Regions from separate parts of the Mus musculus genome. Here region 2 is linked to region 1. A link is a loop called in an ENCODE intact Hi-C map of the cell type or tissue named here. Cell type or tissue: gastrocnemius. All regions are shown on one strand.

Evidence for each region. Peaks named below come from ENCODE experiments on the same cell type or tissue, not always from the same donor. Only the 100,000 strongest peaks of a DNase experiment are listed, where the experiment ranks them.
Region 2: it touches region 1 in a loop (16-fold over the local background); 4 of 42 quality-filtered maps call a loop at or near these places.

The regions. Positions count from the first base shown.
Region 1 is chr2:51,829,259-51,831,758 of GRCm38, forward strand. No RefSeq gene overlaps it. Among named protein-coding and RNA genes, the nearest start is that of Gm13490, 98 kb to the left of the region's middle. In gastrocnemius, a CTCF peak has its summit at 1,228 (motif pointing left); a DNase peak (open chromatin) is centred at 1,191; H3K4me3 peaks cover 239 bases; H3K27ac peaks cover 289 bases.
Region 2 is chr2:51,541,025-51,543,524 of GRCm38, forward strand. No RefSeq gene overlaps it. Among named protein-coding and RNA genes, the nearest start is that of Gm13491, 68 kb to the right of the region's middle. In gastrocnemius, a CTCF peak has its summit at 1,412 (motif pointing right); a DNase peak (open chromatin) is centred at 1,415.

The DNA.
Region 1 (2,500 bases):
TTTGTTTTTTGTTTTGTTTATATTTTTGCTTCTAAATTTTTATTTTTTGTTTGTTGAAATAGAGAGAAAGAACATAAAGTTGGGTAGGTATCTGGGAAGGGTTAGGGGAGGGGAAATGATCAAAATACATTATATGAAGAAAACAAATTTCAACTTTAAAAAAAATCATATACGGGGAAAGAGGGTCCACTTCCTTCAAGCACCACAATGAGGGGTGCTTCTGAATGCTTGAAGTATGATAGAAGGTACATCCCAGTTTTCAGGACTAGAATATTTTAAAGGAATAGCCAAGTATGCTTAGCCTTAAAAGAGAGAGAGAACATGTTTTGTAGTCACTGATGTTGTTTGCATTTGACATCCATCAGGCATTAAAGATTGATAAGCAAAAAAAGAACAGGAGATCAGCAAATCCCCACAAGTTTCTTTTTTCCACTTGGACTCTGTCCCACAACGTCAGAATTTCTGTGGGGACCATTGGCTACCACCAAGTGTCAGAGGCCAGAGTTAATGAGGGAAAGAAAACTGGGCAAGTAGGAGTGTGGTGCTTGCAGAAACTCTTGAACTTATGTGGGGTACTTAGCTGCATAAGGCAATAAATCGAATGATGAATTTCATGGTGTTTGTGTTGTGACGCCCATCAATTGAGGACAAAGCAGTTTAACTCTCAGGCCTTCTTCTCAAATCTCTGTAACAAAGAAGCAAATCATAACCCCTACCTTCAATCCAAGGCCTTGGAAACACATACACACACACACACACACACACACACACACACACACAGAGAGAGAGAGAGAGAGAGAGAGAGAGAGCACTTCTGTATGCATTTATGAAGCTAGTTTTTAATCACTGTAGTTCCTTCTAAGTCAAAGGTATTGCTTGGACTTACATCGTCAGCAACCTAATGGAAGTGGCATGTAATTCATTTGTGAGTCCCCCGTGAAGTGTATGGGTAGGAAATTATGCACCTGTATTACATGGGCAATTAACCAGCTTTTCTGATCGAGGTAGTGACAGCTGCTAATCATGCCACCTAATTCCCTCCCATTTTAAATTTATTATTATTACTCTTGCAGCAATTTTCTGATCTCTTTCCTTTCTAATGCTTTCATTTTGTTTTTCCTTCAGAAAACTCGAACTGAACTCCTGACCCCTGCTGGAACCCTGCCTCCTCTGAAGTACAGGCTTCATTTCTTTTCCTCCTTCGTGTTTCCTGATTGGAGCTCCCTCTGCTGACCGAACAGACTTGCTTTCAAGGCAATATTTAGAAACTGTGTGGTCTTCCCTCTTATTCGCTGTCCTAGTTTGCTCTCTATTGCTGTGATAAATGCCATAACAAACGCAATATCATCATGACTCAGGGAGGAAAAGCATCTTACAGATTATGGTTCTTTATGAAGAGAAAAGAGGACAGAGATGGAAACAGAAGCCATAGGGGAAAGCCGCTTAATGGCTTGCCCTCCATGGCTTGCTCAGCTTTAAAGAACCCAGGACCGCCAGCCCAGGCATGACATCATCCACAGTGGACATCAATCACAAATCAAGGAAATGCCCCCCCCCAGCAACTTGCCTACAAGCCAATGTTATAGAGGCACATAGTTAAAAAAAATACATAAAAATGAAAACCTTAGTGTATACATTCCACTGAAATCAACTGTACCACATGGTTTTAATGTTCTCTCTCTACCTAGCCACTGACACATGACACATGGGGGACGCTAAAGATTCCAAGTGAACAAGTCCAAAAGAACACCTCAACACACACACACACCACACACACACACACACACACACACACACACACACACACACATTCTAGACAGTATTTGTGCTATGATGCTTTCTAGAATAAGTTCAAGGCCTGGTGAGGATGCCCAGTCAGGAGCTACCCCATTCATAGTGTACGTGTATGCCCAGAGGGTTTGGTAGAGGCCTCCCTTCTTCATCCCTTACACCGCATCTTGCAGACCACAGTTCTTCAAATAGAGACTCTGCAAATGTCTTTCTGAAGGCAAACCCTGTCACCTGAAGCACATTGATTTGATCCAAGCTAATTTTTTGAAAGCCCCTAAAAAAAATAATTCCCGCTATAAAGAAGGATCAGCTGGCCTGCTTAGGGGACTCTTCCACCCCTGATGCCTGTGATCCTGTGATATGATCCAATCGGCCTTCATGGAGGGCTGTCTGCTGAGTTAATTGTATGCACTTCTTTGTGTTCTTCTCTTATGTTTATTTCATTGCAATATTTACAAAGGGACTTGCGAAATAAGTCACTATGCAAATGGGAGCGTGCATACAAGATCCCGAGGAATATTAAAATTCATTAACCTTATTTACATTTGAAGCATTATCATGTATATTTGAGCACAGTGCACCTGCCAGGAGGACGTTGGGCCACATCAGCAGTCCACTGAATAATCTATTCACTGCCTTTAATTTCCTTGTCAAGTAAAGTAAAAACTTCCTTATTTTGGATGCATGCAGAAATCACTCCCAAGCTTCT
Region 2 (2,500 bases), 290 kb before region 1:
ATACCAAGTGCTGCACCACAGATCCTTGGCTTTGAGCAAAACATCAGTCAGGATCCTCTAGGTCCTCCATTTGACCAGTTAGGACCTCTCACCTCCTCTTTACCGTGGAGAATCGAATCTGAACACGACTCCTAGTAAGTTGGTTCATTCCTCTGCCTTCAATATTTGACTGCTTTTAGTAGCATATCCCTTGGCTTGGTGTCACTACTGTGAAAAGAGGCAGAGAGAGAAGGTTCTTCCCCATTGTTGTTGTATCTCCTGATCACACTCTATAGGACACAGGAAAACACATTTATGTCATTTCTCAAGTCAGGATTTATTGAATAACAAATTTATAGGACAGGATAGTTTCATTGCAAACAACTTGCTAAATACCCTCTTAGATTAAATATCATATACCACACAGTAAATCTCTCTCTCTCTCTCTCTCTCTCTCTCTCTCTCTCTCTCTCTCTCTCTCTCTCGGTGTGTGTGTGTGTGTGTGTGTGTGTGTGTGTGTGTGTGTGTGTTTGTGTGTGGTGACTACAAAGGGTTAAAGAGGCAAAGAGGCCTCTTGTGGGCTAAGCCCTTTCCTTTGTCTAACATGCCTGATAGGTAGGTTCTCAGGCCTAATTTTCCTAATATTAATTTATAGCATGTGTGGCTACAGTCCCAATTTGCCTTAATAAATGTATAGCATGGTCCCATTTCCACTTGCAGTAAAAAGTCGTTTATCAAAATTGAACTATGTAAATGGTATTGTGGGGAGTAGAGGAAACCCGAAATAAGCAGATATGTGTTGTTGACATGGGTCATGGCAATGTCAGGGACTTCAGTGCCTCAGCTCCATGGGAGGCAAAACCTTTCATGGGTGAGACTCAGAGGGTGGCACAGGCTTCCATATTTCCCGGTGACTGTAGTTGACAACACTAATCTGCACAGTGAGAGAGAGACTTCTAGGGAGGAGTGCAACAGGGATATTTTAGGGTGGGAGAATTTATAGCAAAAGAAAGTACTACGTTATACATGCATGAAGTTGTCAAAGAACGAAGTCGGTAAATGTTACATTTTTTTAAAGACTGCACTGGAACACTGACAGCCAGGCAGAGTGACAGAGTGATGGGAAAGGAAGAGAACCGTAGCTGTAAAGAATAGGCTATGAAGAGAGTCAGAACTGGAGATTAGAGAGCAGTGAGGAACAGCCTTATGTGAAGAGCCTGAGCAGGCACCAGAGGCTGTATTGACATCTGAGTTGTATTGCAACTAAGGGCCGTGCCTGGGTCTGTGGTCTTGCTGTAGCCAGGGTCTATGTTGATGTCTGGGGCCCATACTACCACCGAAGGCTTTGAGGATATCTGTGGTCTGTACCTGAAATCATGTTGATTTCCAAGGAGTGCACTGAGCTAGCTCTGCCCCCACACTGATTACCACAGGGTGGCGCCAACAATGACATATTGTGGGAGAGCTGCTCTGCCCCTCAGCTGGGCGATTTTGAAGAGCTGGTTCTACTGCCATGGACATGGGAAAGCAGACCCAATGACCACAGCAGTGCAGGGCTGGAAATTGGAGAGCCAATTGGAGAGACAGCTCTGGTGGGAAAGGGAAATCTAACAGGGTGATCAGATACTACCACTCAGGCACAGGGCCAAGGCTTTGAGTAGGCCCACACCATCTTCCCCATCTGTGAGTTGCCAGAGCGGGTGAAGGGGCCAGCCCTGCAGATTCATTTCCACAAGTTCCCCCAACAGGACACAGAGCAACAGCAGGATATGGGAGATTCTTTATGAGGGTCCAGTATTTTTGTTGTGGCAGAAGTCAGAGGCCTCAAACTAGCCTAACAACTCATTGCAATGAACATTCTCAGGTAAAGCTGTTTGAAGAAAGGAGTATACTATGCCTCACACCACAAGTTCCAAAGCCACTACAATGAACAAACATGTGATGGACATTCGGGAAAGAAGGAGGATCCGAGGAGCTGGGATTGGGTAGAATGGGGTCTCATATGGAAAATCAGCATCATTGTGGAATCTCAGTGAGTTTATTATATACAGTTGAACATGGGGTCAAGGCTATTTTTTTTTATTAATAATAGACATGGAAGGTACGACTCTGTTGCTTGAAATATTAAAGAGGCACCATCCCACTCTAACACCAGCTACTCTGTGGCCCCGGCACCTCCAAGCTCCAAGCAGCGACTGCCCATGTCGCAGTTCTCACTGATGGGTCGTTGCTACACCAGCCCCACACTTCCAAATTCCCACGGACTTTTGGGGTGCACTTCTTGAAAACCCACACTTTGCCGCCATACCTTTCTCTCTGGAAGCCAGTTGAGTCGCCAAGTGAAGGGAAACACCACACAAATTTCGTTCAGAATTAACAGGTAACACAATCACTGGGCGCAGCAACTAGCATCCTGATTTGTAAGCCATTCTAAGTTAAATCCTCCAGTAGCAGATCCCAATGGATATGCCACTTGAAACGGGATGGGGTGGGGGGGGGCGTTCCGCTAGCTACAGTTTGA